Regions from separate parts of the Mus musculus genome. Here region 2 is linked to region 1. Evidence: chromatin loops called from intact Hi-C (ENCODE). Cell type or tissue: left cerebral cortex. All regions are shown on one strand.

Region 1 (8,000 bases):
GTACTCAGTCTTGTATTCTGTGTAAGAGTTCTATATCTTGCATTCTCCTGGATCTCTAGCTAGCATTCTCAAATAATGGGCATGATGGGCAGGATATATGATGAATACCTTCAAACCCATGTGTATTCATGGACTCTCATGTCCAGGCTCTGAACCCATGAAGATGCATATGCTACAGTTTTGCCAAGACATACACAGACCTGTGAAAAAGGTTAAATGTAAAGAAAAAAGGATGCATTTAACCATGAGGCATAGTTAAAAGGCTCATTGAAGAATACCCTCATGAGACTGTCCTGTACCCCCGAAGGGGACAGCAAGGTTAACTATCACATCCGCTTTAAAGTTTTCACCCCATTTTTGAGCTGTAGACTGTGGGCTTCATTAAGACATCATTGTGGTGGAATACAAAACTGATCAATAATGGGCGGCACTTTTTAGACTAATTAGCCAGCTACATAGGAACAAACAATAGACAAATCCTTACCTTGCTTTCTGAGGATACCCAGCAGCAACCAGCTCACTTGGTTCAGCTATGATAGCTGCTCCGAGGAACTTCCCCTCTGCCTTTTGGGGCTCCTGTATATTCCCTGTCTGTGAACATGCATCAAATTTGTCACAAAGGTTTTACTCTAGGCTCATGAAAACAGCTTGGCCAGCCATGTCTTTCAATATCCATGACATCTGCAAGTCAACAGTGCTCCAGGCAGTGACGAGAATGTGGAGTCATGCAGATATCTATGCTTGAACTTGGTCCCTGCCACTTATTAAATTAGTGATCGCATGATTGGTGCCTAACATGTCTCAGTTCCTATTTTCTTATCTGCTCCAAAAGAACATAGCAGTTTTATAGAGACAAGAAGGTAAAATAAGGGTTTTTAAAGAGTATATTTATACTTGGCCTGTAATAATTACTGCAGAATATATATTATTAAATAAATTTTAATAGCACTTAATTCAGTAGTATAATTATACTATTATTAAATAAGCCATTTTTTATTATTATGTCCCCTGAACATTGGAATTTGTGAAGGATACATACAGTTCACTGAAGGCTTTCAATGCAGGTTCTCCTACCTGTTATCAATGTTCTATTCTTTATTTTTGGTTTGGCATACTATAATGGTTAATACTCATCATCAGCCTGGGAGGATCAAGACTGTCTGGCCGTCTGTGTAAGAGTTTCTCGACTGTCACTAACTGAGGTAGGAAGAGCCACCATAAGTCCAAGTACCTATTCAATGAGCTAGAGGACAAGACCAAATAAAGCAGAGGAAATAAGAGGATGGCCAGCCTTTGTCCCTGTCTGCTTCCTGACTGTGGATGCAAAGTGACCCGCTGTCTCAGATGCCTTCCCACCTCGAAGGACTGCACGCTTGAACTCTGAGCTAGAAGACATTCTCCTTCCCTTAAATGACTCTTGCTGGGTACCCTGCCATTTCATTGAGAAAAGTAAATTATAGAGATAAAAGAGGGGGAAAAAAAAGAATTGTGTGGTGACCAGGAACTGGCCTGACACCCTCAGCTTACACAGACTGTGGCATTTTCCTGTTGGATATAAGCAACCAACACCCTTTTATACTCCAGCTCCAGACAATTCTGTGACTTACAGTAGATGAAGCCAAAGACAAGGACACCCTGGGGTCATTTCTGAATTCAGGCAAAGCCCAAAAGCATCATCCAAACCACAAAGCGTCAAACAGCGCCCACGCTGCCTAGTATTAGGGACAGCTGCTTCTTCCCATGGTTCTGTGGCAGTTCTTCCCTGATTGGCTGGCTGCTGGCCACTCAGTGCTCATCCCAGCACTGAGGTGTCCTTCTGCAAGGTGGCTATGTAGGGGCTGTCCACTGTCTCCTCTGTACTATGAACCCCTAGGTTGAGACCACCCCTGACTTCCTGCAGCAAGCTAGTCCACTGCATAGTCAAAACAAAGAAAGATTTCTGCACTGTTCTGCCCAGCTTAACCCACCCACTACCACACACCTAGAAACATGCTCCTACTGCGAGATTCGTTTAAACACAAGTTGCTTTCTTTGAAGAGACATCATTTCATTTCTTCTTCCCTTCTTCCCTGTACTAGCATCCAGTGTTCCTCGCCAGGCAAGTTCTCCCAGCTAAAACGTACAGCCACTGGTTAAGAGTGTGTGTAAGGACAGAGAGTGTTAAAAAAACGTCAATGCTGTCCTGAGAAGTATGTACCAGGTGGTCTGCTTGGATCATTCTTTGATCAAGCAGGAGGCTAATCTAAGGGCAGCATGCAAAAGAGCTAACCCACAGCAGACCTGACGTTGCATCTTAGAGACTTCTTCTGCTTGCAAGGATGATCCTGACTAGTCTGGGAACCTGCTGATAAACAGCCCCTCCCTGAATCATAAGAGTGTCTTGATGCCAGGGCTGCTTAATGTGCTCATGTTAAACACCTGTATTGTTTCTGAGTCTGGAATTTCAGGTGTTACCTAGATGATCAATCCCCTGATCCAAACCTCGGGCTCTAGGTCTCTCCTGCATTTCCCTGGAAGATGGCACCATGTGGATGTCATTATAACTCACGAGCACTTGTCACTCAGCAAAGGGACGCTTGGAGCTGGCTTCTTCCTCACTCTGCCCCGTATGCCTTCGGCATAGAAGCTTTGCCGTCTCTTGGATCATACATTTGGGCAGTGAATCCTGCTGTATGCTGGCCCCACCAGGGTGTCACTGAACTGTGGGTGTGTCCCAACACCTGCTTTAAGTTCTAACTTCACTGTCAGAGTTCAGAGCTGGATGACGGTAGAGCCATTTATGGGATTGCAGGTATTGAAGAGTTATTTATTGTGGGTTGTTCTGCTTGTTCTAAAAGTGAATAATAATGGCCAGGCTACTGGGGCCGATTTCTAAGACCTTTTCATTTCTACCTGAGGGAAATGTGGCATAAATATTTTTTGCAAATACAACCCATCCTTTAGCTTTACTAACAGTAGTGCTGACGTTGTAAGTGCGAAGGTGGAGGGTACAGCCAGGAAGAAGGCAGTTTCTGTGTGACAGGAGGAGGAGGGACTAGAAAAAGCTATAGCAAAGTTAACATAGGAAAGAAATCAGTTGTCAGAGAGAGGCTGGAATCCCTTCCCTTATGTGGCCTACACATAAAGAACAGGTCATGCTTGGAAACCGCCCTGACACACAAATGTGGGAAGGTAGTTGGTGTGGAAAAGACCAATGAGGGACCACGAGTCCCTGTGGTTCTGCTCTTTTGAGTGCATGCTCTTGCCTCGGCTTCCCGGCTCACTCCCGTTCTTTGGAGGGCTTTCCCTTTCTTAATAACTGTCTCCATTTCTATGTCTGAGCCAAGGTACAAGGGCCCAGAGATGTCAGGTACCCTGGGTCTCGTATTGTAACACTTGTGTGTAAGCACACACTCTCTCTTAGCTACCAGCTAAAGGATGCCTGGATTCTCACTGCTGCCTGCCTTCTGCCTCCAGCCCATTTGTTTCCCACTTGGAGTGGCTTCTGCATTTTCACCACCCACTTCACACCCAAGATGGCTCTTCTCTCCTCCCTCTCCCATCTTTGCAAGGAGCTGGAATTGCGAACCATTTCCCTCTGTTTATACCCTGCTTTGAACCTGGGTTGTTCCACACACTGTCCTTACTCCCTTCGTAGAGGTGTATTCCGCAAAAGCAATTTATTTTGTAGTTAGGGTACTACAAAACTAAGTGTAGCAAACTCATTTAGGAGCCAGGCTGTAGAGTTGGGGGCGGAGAGAAAACTACTCTTTAGTGTTCAAAACATGAAGGGGTTGCCTATTTATTTGAAGGGAAGTGTACTTCTTAAATGGGGTGGCAGTTTCTCACGGAGCAGCCTGGGAGAAGAGTCCTGGAGAAAAACCAGGCTTATTGGAGCCCTTAGACTTGGCCCGGGTACCTGGGAATCATCCCTGGAATGAGAGCCAAGCTGACTGGCTGCCAGATGGAACCATGAGCAGCCATGCGTGGGTGTGGAGTCAGAGAGACCTGGAGTTGAATCCCATCTCTGCCTCGATCCAGATGTGTGAGCACTTCTACCCAAAGAAGAGCCTCATAGATACCTCTTAGAATCCTGCAAATCTTCATGTTATCATCCAGGAAGTGCTGTGCAATTAATAATAATAGTATATACCCACACAGTATCTCCTATGTGCCAAATAATGTGACCTGCTATGACTTTATTTACTCACGGAATCCTTACAGCATTCCTGTGTAGCAGAGAGCAGCATTATCCCCAGTTTACAGACAAGAAAACAGAAGGGATAGAGAAACGAAGGGACTTTGCCAGCATGTAGAGAAAGTGATGGGGTTCAAACCCAGACAACGTGGCTCCAGAGTCTGAGCTTAAGTGTGGGTAACTATGTTTTTCTGGAAAGGTAAGTCTGGTACAACCATATCATTTTAACCTGCAAAAGCATTGGTAGTCATCCCTTCAAATCACTTTGTATTCCTGTCTCCATGAGCCAATACAGTAAGTGGCTCAGGCTTTGGATTTAGACAGCTCTGGCTTAGACGTGAACCCTGGGACTTCCTGCCTGGCAAATTATTAAAACTTTTAAGATCTCATTTTAACCATTTATAAAATGCTAATAACAAATGGCTTTACAAACTGAATGGGGCAATTAAATGAAACAAAGCACCCATACTGCCTGGCTTACTGTAAATGTGCATGATAGATAGCAGGAATTAGGGACACCCTTATTAACCAATGTAGAATTTATGAGCAAAAGGGAGAGGGAAGGGCAGGAAGAAGGAGGGAGAGGGAATAGTTAACCCCAGTGCATTAATGATTACTTGGCATTGCTCTGACCAAAATACCTCCATCAGACAACTTAAGGGCAGAACGGTTTATCTTGGATCATAGTTTTAGAGGTTTGGGTTTCCCTTAACAAGGAAGACTTTCCAGAATGATTCACATCATGGTGGGGAGGAAGCAGAGAGAGCATCACTCGAAGTAGGTAGAGATGATATACCTCAAAAACCCACCCTGCAGTGAACCACTTCATTCAGTCGCGCTTCACTCCTCAGTGCTACAGAACCTCCCAAATCATGTCATAGTCTTCATGCCAAATATTCAGAACATGAACCTTCGGGGAACACTTCTGATTCCATGCAGAACAAATGGTGCTGATGGCAGTTTATGCACCTGTCTAGTGCTATGATGAACACCACGAACAAAAGAAACTTAGGGAGGAAAGGGTTTAATTCAGCTTATACTTCCACATCATAGTCCATCATCAAAAGAAGCCAGGGTGGGAGGCAGAAGCCATGGATAAATGCTGCTTCCTGGCTTGCTCCTCATGACTTGCTCAGCCTGCATTCATAAAGCATCCAGGACCACCAGCTCAGGGATGGCTCCACCCACAGGGAACTGGGCCCTCCCACATCAATCATTATTGAAGAAAACCATCTCATGGGGTTGCCCACAAGCCCTATCTCCTGGAGGCATTTTTCTCAGTGGAGGTTCCTGTCTCTCAGATGGCTCTTGTTTATGCTAAGTTGATATAAGACTATCCAACACAGCACCTTTGCTGATTCTCCTGTTGTCTTCACCTGCTGGAGTGAAACGATCTACCTGCAGGATGTGGCCAGTTTGACCTTCTTGGTGCTCACTGAGGTCTTCTACCCTCAATTGTTTGTCTTTCTGTTTTCCCTTCCTTCCTTCCCTCTGGAAGCATGGCTTGTCTATATAGTTGGCAGGGACCTAGTGAGCAGGCCTACTGAGTAGAGGCCAGGAATGTCCCTGCAGCTCACCATGAAGTGCTAATTAGCATGGCAGCATATCACCTTTCTTCTGGGTATCACCTTTGCCTCATTTCATCTTGTCCCCACTGCCCTGAAAGTATACCTCCTGAACAAGGCATGGGCTCTTCTCTGTGCCTGAATCTCTGTTCTCTCGAAAACTCAGACCAATTCAGTTTTATCAATACAAGGGGGCAGAAGATATATATACAAGTAACTGACTTGACCTCTAGTCCAAGTTTAGCAGATGGGTCCTGAGATCCCCAGTGAGTCAAGCCAGTGCGTTCTGAATACAGCTTCCAGCTACACCAGTGGGGTTTCTCTGCTGGATTGCTTTGTTGTGCAAACCCAAAGGCAATTGTCATCTTGAGAGTAAGGTCTCACTAGATGCAGCCTAGTGTGAAGCAGGTGGGATCTTTTCTTTCTCCCTGGTAAAACTTCAGTTGGTTTCCTATCACTTTCAGAAGAAACCACTGCATACAAGTCAGTGATTCAGCCTTATCCACACCATCAGGGAGCCTGGCTTCCCTTTAGCCCACCTCTTAGCTCCTTAAAGCTCCAGCCATAACAAACGCTAGCTATTTGATAAACAGTACACCCAGCCAGCAGTCAGACCCAGCCCCCTCACTGCTGGGGGTGCTCTTCTTCTCTGCATGGCTGCTTCCCTATCAGAGACAGCTGGCCTTCCTTGTCACTGAGTGAAGTTTGGGGGAGGGCCTCATCTTCTCTAAATCATTTAGGGAGGTTTGTTCTGGGCTTCCCCTGAACCTGGCTCCAGAGATCCCAAGGCTAACAAGTGTCATCCTGCCCACATCAAGCTTCATGTATCAAGGCCATATGAGCCCCTTGGGCCCCCTTTACCTTTTGTCTACCCCGTGTTTCCCCCACACAATGAGGTCAAAGGAATGAAAGCAGTTTCTACATGGTGGTCCATCTACCTGGGCAATTAGTGTGAAATTTAATTGTGGTAAGGGTTTGGGAGATACTACTTGCCATGCTAGCTTGCTACATGTGGTATTCTGAAATATGTGCCCCAGGGTCCTCTGCCCGAGCAGAGTGGTCCAGGTGGCTTGTGACTCATCCAGCCTCCAGGGCAGCATTTCCTGTTTGAGGATGCCTTTCTTGCCACCCTCCCAGTTCGTGGCCACCTTAGGCTTATTAGTCATCTATTCCCACATTCACATCGGAGGCACAGAAGGAAGGGAAGACTGGTTCCACAGGCCAGGGGGCCCAGTGTTATATTACAAGCTCAGAGATTTTAGAGTCAGCCTAATAGATCACAGAACCCAAAACTCTGCCCAGATAGTAGGCTAATGGTTTTTGATCAAACCCATCATGAAGTGAATCATGGAATTTTTCTACTAAAGGGTCTTTAAAAAGTAAGGGAATTAACATTTGGAGAATCCAGTTATGTGTGGAGCATTTTTTAAAAGTCTTTAAAAAATCATATCTTATTATGTGTGTGATGTGAGGGCAAGAATGCATCCATACGGTGTATGTGTCACCACATACACGTGGAGGTCAGGCAAGAACTTGTAGGAGCTGGGTCTCTCCTTCCACTGTGGGTTTAAGAAACCAAGCTTGGGTGGTCAGGCTAATATGGCAACCACTTTTACCTGCTAAGACGTCTCACTGGCCCTTTAGACTTAGAAAAACCTGAACTCTGAAGTCAACCCATCTGGCTCTGTGCTGTGTCTTTCCTCCTGCATCTCTCTAGTTCATTTATTATTTCAACAACGCTCCTAAGTCGTAGAGTTTATTTCACAGTTGGTTATCGTGCCCTGCCTGGAGAACAGTGCCATATATTCTCCATGGAGAGCTCTTTTCTGCTCTCATTATATCCTTAGGAAATAGGAGCTCATCCCAAAGCTGCAGGCGGGGAAACCGAGCCTCACTGAACTTCAGTAATTTGCATAAAACTCCCCAGTTGCTATGTGGCTGAGATCCTCCTTCCATGCCACGCCACTGACTGAGACCCGAGTCCCCATTTGACTAGCTGGTGCTCAGAGAAGAGAAGTAACTGGTCTGGCATCGCACAAGGGCTAGTGACAGCCTAGTTCTGAAACCAGATTGTCTCTGGATGCTGAGGCTGCAACTATGCTCTCCTGAGCAGAAGGCTCTCTTCCCACTACTGGCTATTCTTTCATCTTGAGTGAGATGATGTTCAAACAGGCTAAGGAACCAACTTGCCCTGGACAAAGCAGAGCTTATTACACAAGGAGGAAAATGCCTCCCAACTATCTTGGGAAGGAATTCGG
Region 2 (8,000 bases), 92 kb after region 1:
CCACATTTCTCTAGCATACAACACAGGGTAAAGTTGGGGCATGCTAGGGATTTGAACTTAGTTCTTCACCCTTGTATAATAACCATTCTTACTCACTAATTCTCTTCTCCAGCCCCAGCTTCTGTTCTTTTTTTGTTCACTACTTCAGGGTTCTGACACTGAACAGATAGCTACCTCTCAGTGTCTGGGAGGCAAGCTGGGGTAAGCTGCAGCAGTAGCTCTGACCACCCTGGGCTTTTTCACATTCAGGTGGTCTATGGTACACCTACTCAAAGTTCTCATGTTGATATTCCAACTCCTGGCACCTCAGTCACGGGATCTTATCTTGAAATGGGGTCATGGTGGAGGCAGTCAGATAATTGAGGATGAGGTCAAATCTAGGTAGTATGGGCCTGGAACAAATAAACAGAAATTTGGGCCAGCAGGTGAGCCCCTGGGCAACATCTTGAGGTGGGAAGACAGAGGGACCAGAGTGAAGCATCTTATCTACTGGCCCAGGAGTACCACAGCTGACAGAGACTGGCAGAGGCTAAGGGAGAGGATGAGTAGAGACATTAGCAGCCTGTGACACCTGGCTGAGTGTCCCAGCCTTCAGATGGTAACTGTGAGTAGTGGAAGTTACCAATTTTGTGGTGCCTTGTGGTGCAGTCCTATGCTAGCAAGATGATGGAAGAAGAGTCCAAGATACCTTTGTGTGGTCTGAGGTCAGGAGGGCAGTGCAACTTTCCTCAGTTGTAGGAGGGGTCCAGAAGGGGATCTCAAGAAAACCACAGGGACTTGTACTCATCTGGGCAAAGGCTCAAGTGAGTTTCAGTCGTACATGGGACCCTGGGTCATTGGTGTCACCAGGCTCAGGCCCATGAAGTACTTCTTCATTTTCCATAATGTAAGTGTGTGTCAAAGCAGAAGTAATTAGAGGTGAGGAACTGAAAGCTCAGAATAGGGAGATGTTCTTGTTAGCGAGGTGGAGGCTGAACTGAGGCTAAAACTCAGCAATCTACAAATGCCCTTCAAATACCAGCATGCCTCGGCCAGCAGACACACAGAACTATGCCATTTGCGTGAAATGCTACAGCCTCCGTGGGCACAACTGTATATTTAGACATTCTCAAGGAAGGGGGGTGGTGGAAAAGTGGTTCTTTCCATTTTCACAGATTATTTTAAGAGCTAGGACACGTGGGGATTTTGTTCCAAGATTGGAAGAAGACCAGGCTATGAAGAAGCTACAGAGTAGGAAGTAAGTGCTTAGTGCTCCCACAAAGCCTTTGGTCAAAAGAGCAATCATGGGCTACTGTTAAAAGGTGGCGAGCCCATGGGCTGGTTAAGCAGCATGCTTTAAAAATCACTGAGGGAGGAAGAAGTGGAAGAGGGGGAGGACAACATAGGAACTTGAGTTCTATCCTAGGGTGGGAGCCACATGGCATGGATAATGAATCAGACAACAGAGGAATGTAACCTAAAACAATCAGAGAAGCTACTGAGCAGAGAAGACGCAGCCTTTGGGCGAATCATCAGCCTGACTGTTGATGCTGGATACTTCATCCTTACCCAGTGTTTGTCACAAGGCAAAACACAAGTGACAACTCCCGAACAAGCTCCACAGTGATTCCCTCACTTAAGGAATGTCCTTTGGAGGGTGTGATGGTTAGTTTTCAATGCCAAACTTGCCACAACCTAGAACCCCCGTTGAGCAACGTCTCAATCAAAGACTTACCTACAAGAATTTGGATGGTGGACATGTCTGTGGGGGGTTGTCTTGACTGTGAATTGATGCAGGAAGATATACCTTGAATATGGGAGGCACCATTTTATGGGGTGTGCTCTGGACTGTATAAGACTGGAGAAAGCTGGCTGAATATTAAGCAAAGGCAGCGTGGCTATATTAGTTTCTCTTTGCTCCTAACTGTGGAAGTTATACATGAAGTCCCTTTAAGTTCCTGCTTTGATTTCCTTTTAATGGTGGACTTCAACCTGGAGGTATAAAGCACACACTCTTTCTTTCCTAAGTTGCTTTGGGGCGTGAGGAAGCTGGTTCTGAGTGTTTCAGTAACATAAATGAAGCTAAAAGAGGGTAACATGAAACCCTCTGAATGATGTTCTACAGTCAGAAGGTGTGAACCAGATATGCCATAGGCACACGAGGATAAAGTGTAGTCCAATGTAGCTTCTAAAAGAGACACCAAGGAGCCTAGTTTCTATTCATTCAGCTGATTATTCAAGCAGGTGCCCAGCCTGGCCCTCCCTAGCTGGATCTCCATCTATCCGGTCACTCAGATAAGAACACAGCTCTTAAATCTTCTCACTCTCCCACTGGTTCTTACACCAACACCGGCCCTCCAGCCCACCCATTCAGCTCCATCTACATATCCCATGCTCATGTGTTCATCTGTGCCCTTCTTCTGATTCCAATTGTGTCCTGGGCATTGCTGCATTTCTTCTTAGTAGCAGGAACCTTTGGCTCCATCACCCTACTCAGACACTTTTTTCTATTATGTAGAGTGGAAGGAAGAAGAGAGGGTACAAGAGAGAGACAGGAAAAGACAAGAAGAGAAGAAAGAGAGTACTTCTTCAAAAACACAAATCTGAAATTATGCTTTCCCCTTATTCAGAATCTTTCAGCAGCTTCCTGTTGTGTTGTGAATCAAGGACCATCCTTTCATCTTGGTCATGCATGTTTGCTCAATTAATGTATTAAATAAATGCACACCAAAAACTGTAGGCATCCATAGAATATGCCATGGACGAGGCTCATGCAAAGCCATATTCTAACTTCCAAGCTACTCAGAGGTCTCTTTGGGAAGAAATTTTCATCATAAGTTCTAATGCGATTTGTTGTTGTTGTTATTGTTAATGTGTGTACGTGAGGGTGGGTGGGTATGCTTATGCTGTTGGGATAGAACTCAGGGCACTGGCCTCATGCCTCTGGGCAAGTGAACTACCACTGAGCTACATCTCAGCCTTTGTTTTTGACATACTTTGTTTATTTGTTTGAGACAAATTCTTACTTCACACTCCAGGCTGGCCTAAAACATATGGTCCTCTTCCACAGCCTTTCAAGTCCTGTGATTATAGGGATGTACCACACCTATCCCTGATTTCTAATGCTAACTTCCATGAGAAGGAGAGCCACGGCAGTCCCTCTGTCCCTTCAGCCATAAGCAGTGCCATGAGTCATAGCAGCAATAAACAAGGAGTGAACTTAGCTCATTCAAGTACCATGTAAGGCCTGGCAGTTGGCACACACCTCTTCTTGTTCCAAGGAGCTGGCTCTTCTTCTGCTCCACCCATCACTGCCCGTGACCAGATGGGTCAGTCTGCCTAACTCTGAATCCAATTACCAAGTCTGTTTGGCACCCAGACTGAACTAAGTTATTCATCCCAAGCAATCAACATGGTATCTTGGCTTCCATCTGCCACTCTTTGCCTCTCAGTAAGTGCATCCAAATTCGGGGAGGGAGGAGTATCACTTATTGGACTCCCTCGAAGACTTTGGATGTTCCCAAGAATAGGAAAAGCCCCTGCTTCAAGCCTGACGCAGAGCCATTGGCAAGCCAAGTGTGTGCCATCTCTGGCTCTGGAGATACAAAAGCTGCCATCCAACCACAGTTGCTGCCCGAGTGGGAACCACGTGGGGCTCGGTGAGAACTCAAGCGCAGATTTAGCAGCCGCGCTTAGCTCAGAGGACTGTCTCCAGGAATGAATCACGAAGGGAATACTGTCATTTGTGCAAAGAGACAGAGGGTTATGGAGGGAAACGTGGCTAGAGAGGCTCATTTCTGTTTATGAAAACAGATGGTCCTTTTGAAAAACAGAAAGCCCAAACAGAAGCATCATTTATCCCGGGAGCTAAGCGATTTTCCTATTGACATCGAATCCTCATCTCCTCTGCTCTTTAACCCCCCAGAGGGTTCATAAATGGTACTTCTTAAAATAAAAGCAAATGGAACTCTCACGAGGATGTGAGTTACATAAGACAAACCAGGCTCCCCTCTCCCATCAGTTTATCCTTCCTTTGCTCTTTGGCCCAGGTATTGCAAAACAAAACAAAACAAAACAAAACAACAACAACAACAACAAAACCAATAACAACATCTTTCAAACACTGGGAGTGGCTTGCAAGAGGGGACAAAAAGTAAGCCTAGTTTGGGAAGCTCCCAGTGCGGTCATACTGACACATACTACTTTTTCACACACCCCTACAGCAATAGAGGACACTGTCAGCATCTTCAATTTTTCCCCTTTGCTCCATTCTTCCTTCATCCTTCTGACTGTAAAGACAACAGCAGCAAAAATGAAGCTGCCCGTGCTTGCAGCTAAGGCTGAGGCCACTGCGCCTCTTCTTTCTGCCCCTTTTCCAGACCGCTCCGTGCATGGGAATCTGTGTCCTAACCATGAGCAGATCAGCGGGTCTCCTCATGGCTTCTAGATGGATCCAATAAGAGGCACAGGTAGGAAGTCTGAGACAGTTCAGAGCATGAAGCTGGATGTCTTCTCTGGATGACTACTCTCTGGGTATTGGATTAGCAGGAGCTAAGTTCCTATGTAGGAGAGTGCATAACCCCTGATTGAATATTTCTGTTTGTTTGTTTTAAGATTTATTTATTATATATTACCAGATCACATTATAGATGGTTATGAGTTACTAAGTGGTTGCTATGAATTGAACTCAGAACCTCTGGAAGAGCAGCCAGTGCTCTTAACCTCTGAGACATCATCTCCCCATCTCCCTGGTTGAGTCATAACTACAGATACAACTGTCTCCTAGGCCAGTACCTGCCCTTTTCTCTGTCCATTGAGCCTCGGAGGATAGTTTCTTAGCTGTTTCACTAACTTTAGTGGCTGTCCTTACTTCTCCCTATGCTTAACATCATTTTCCCCCTCCCCAGCCTGAGAACCTCATATGATGGTGTAAAGGATTTTTTTGCTAGGACCTGATTAATATAGGACAGCTCCATGTCAACCATTATGTTCAGGTCTGTCTTTCTTTGACTTCAAACGGATCTTTCTCTCTTTCTAAAAATACATTCCCAAGGCCCCATTGCTGAAGATAACAGCTATCTAACTCATTGACTTCTGAGTGGTTGTACTGGTACCTACTTAGAGCCTTCCCCAAAATCTTTGGTACCGGAAGATACCCTTCCTGCACAGTACCAAAATGGAAAGATATACACTGTGCCAGTCACAAACCCTTTCATTCACAATGGTGTACCTCTTGCAAGATATACTAGGGCAATGGTGCCAGAAAGCTTGTGGGAGTAGCCAACCCATATCTAATTTGATTGAAGGCCCACTCTATCAGGTAGAACCTACATTCAATACTTCTTATTGGTGTGCGATAACCAAGAATTGAAGACTGGATATCCCAAGGACCTCGGGTAAAACCAAGTAATACTGGTCTTAAAAACAATAAAACAAAAAAGTGGGAAACAGAGTGATAAAATGAGCCCTAATGTTATTCTGCTGTACTCAGATCAGTGCCCTGTTCAGCCATCGTCAGAGAGGTTCCCTCCTGCAGCAGACGGGACAAATACAGAGACCCACAGCCAGGCATTACACACAATTCTAAATGGGATGTTTTCATCAAATCCCTCCTCTCAGAGCTCAGGGAACCCCATGGAAGAGGAGGTGGGAAGAGGCTCACAGAGACTGAAGCAACCTGCATAGGGCCTGCACCTGAGCCTCTGTGTTTATATTATGGCTTCCGGTTTAGTGTTTTTATGTGATTCCTGAGTGTGCAAGTGAGTGAGACTCTGATTCGTGTGCCTTCTCTTGGGCTCTTTTCCTACTGTTGGTTTGTCCTGTCCATGTGAGAGTTTTCATTTTTATCGTCTAATATTTTCTTTTGTTAGATTTTATTATTATCCCTTAGAAGCCTCTTCTTTTCTAATGAGAGACAGAAAGGAAGTGGATCTGGGTGGGAAGGGAGGTGTGGAAAGAACTGGGAGGAGGAGAGGGAGGGAACCATACTAAAGATATGTGAGGGAAGAATCGATTTTCAGAAAAAGGGGGAAAAGGAAAAAGAAAGAAATTAAGAAAAAAAAAAAAAGAAAAGAAAAGAGCAAAGAATTATTGAGCAGTTTGCCAAGCAGGTCAGTAGTAATAGTTCATTATTATTTTATCTAATGATTCTGGACACAATGAAATTCTTTATAAGGCAAAAATAATTATTCAGAGGTCAGTTTGTCAAAATATCCTGAAAAATGTTAAATTCCAGATATTCTAATCATCCTTGAATTTGCATAAAGAGGTGCCTAGGGGTACAGAAATGCTGAGTCACTGGTACAAGTGCCTAGGAGTCTGTAGAATCTTTAAGAGTCTTTGAGTGCCAGCTGCTGGAGTCTCAGAGGAGGCATTGCATCTACACTGAGCAGAATACAGAGACAATAGGAAGAAAAACGGAGATGAACTTCGACTTTCCCTGGCATGGAATACTATGCAACCACACAAAATGACTCATTGTGTAGGTAAATACTGGAAATACAGGGAAAGATATGTATATTGGTCAATGAAACAGAAGATCACAAGACTAGCTGAACATATTAAAGAAGCACAAAGATGTTTGCCTGAGGGTGTTCCTGTACTTCCAAATCTTATATACCAACTACTGACGACTCTTCATTATAAATATAAGAACAACCAAGTTTCAGCCAGCCATAAGCATCTGGTTTCAGCCAATCAGAGCCAGCCAGCTCAACACACCACGCGCCCCACAGGCAGATGCCAGACTGCAACCAGGCAGGTAGTTTCCTGACTTTGCTTTTATTTCAGATCTTCCAAATTCTGCTATTTTATTCAGGCAGCCAGGCAAGGACTCTGAGTGTTGCATGGCTCATGGGGTGCAGTTTGCTCTAATAAACTCTAAGTTTAATTTGCCTACACCTTTTCTTTAACTGCGTGTACTTGCCTACACATCAGCAATGCTTTTGTTAATGTGGCTCATTTTCTCCCATTTGCTTATCCGTACTTTCGAAAACCTCAAGAATAAATAGTTTTACTAGTGAGAAAATATCAAAATAAAGCATAGTTTTCAAAACCACCTAGCATAATTTTAGAGACATGTTATCCAGGAACTGCTTATTAGCAGCCTCCAATTTTACAAAACACACAGCCTGTAAAGCTAGATATTTAAGCAACGGCTCTGGTCTCCCTGGAGGAGGCTGGCATTTCAAATCCTTGATACTCGACTCATTGGGATCCCCAGGCCCACTGTCTGTTTTATCCTGCTAATTCCAGTTCTGTGCAGGGTTCTCTGCCTCTCCACAAGGCAGACATGTGTCCCGATCTGAGACTGTTGCCAGTACTCCAGCAGTCTTGTTCAGATATGCCCTCCCCCGAACACGAAATGTATTCCTAGCAGATTGATAACATGTTATTAATAACCAAATAGGCTGTCAATCAGCGATATCTTCTCAGAGACATCTATGTCAGTTATATTTAAAAAAAAAACAATTAAAACAGAAAGATTCAAGAGACATCCTTTCTCAATAGTACTTTTAATTATTAGGCTCCCAATTATTTACTCTCTCATTTTCCCTCTGCCTCTGCTTCCAGAAGACTCGGGAAGGAAATTAGCTAGTACAGAACTGCATGAGCATCTATGAGTGTGAAGACAAGCTCTTATGTGTGTGGCCATCAGAGTGAGTGAGGTGTACTGCGTCGCACCTTCTCAGTAACCATAGTGCAGAGTTAGGTTGTGCATGCATCACATGTATTTTAGTCATTCAGGAAGGAAAGGCAGGAAATAGGGCATGATGCTGGCATCCAGGAAGCAGGCTGGTGGAGGAGAGCACTTGCTTACCCTTTTGGTTTCCGGATGAAGTTCACACTATCACTATCACCTCTGACATTAACCCTTCTATGGCTTCCCCGCTGGATTCTTACTGTGGTTCTGCCTCTGACTGCCCCTTCCCTGCCAGCCTCATCTTCATAACATAGAGACAAAGCATCTTGACTCTCCTGGGGCAAGCTTGCCAGAAGCCTCCCAGACTTAGGATGGCTGC

The links. Peaks named below come from ENCODE experiments on the same cell type or tissue, not always from the same donor. Only the 100,000 strongest peaks of a DNase experiment are listed, where the experiment ranks them.
Region 2: it touches region 1 in a loop (10-fold over the local background); 2 of 42 quality-filtered maps call a loop at or near these places.

What each region holds. Positions count from the first base shown.
Region 1 is chr7:96,561,943-96,569,942 of GRCm38, reverse strand. All of the region lies in intron 6 of Tenm4 (teneurin transmembrane protein 4), which reads right to left. Among named protein-coding and RNA genes, the nearest start is that of Gm15412, 220 kb to the right of the region's middle. In left cerebral cortex, no CTCF peak of the experiment used is centred here; DNase peaks (open chromatin) are centred at 3,485, 3,883 and 7,755; H3K27ac peaks cover 1,155 bases.
Region 2 is chr7:96,470,287-96,478,286 of GRCm38, reverse strand. All of the region lies in intron 3 of Tenm4 (teneurin transmembrane protein 4), which reads right to left. Among named protein-coding and RNA genes, the nearest start is that of Gm15412, 130 kb to the right of the region's middle. In left cerebral cortex, no CTCF peak of the experiment used is centred here; DNase peaks (open chromatin) are centred at 615, 1,128, 1,394 and 3,594; H3K27ac peaks cover 1,211 bases.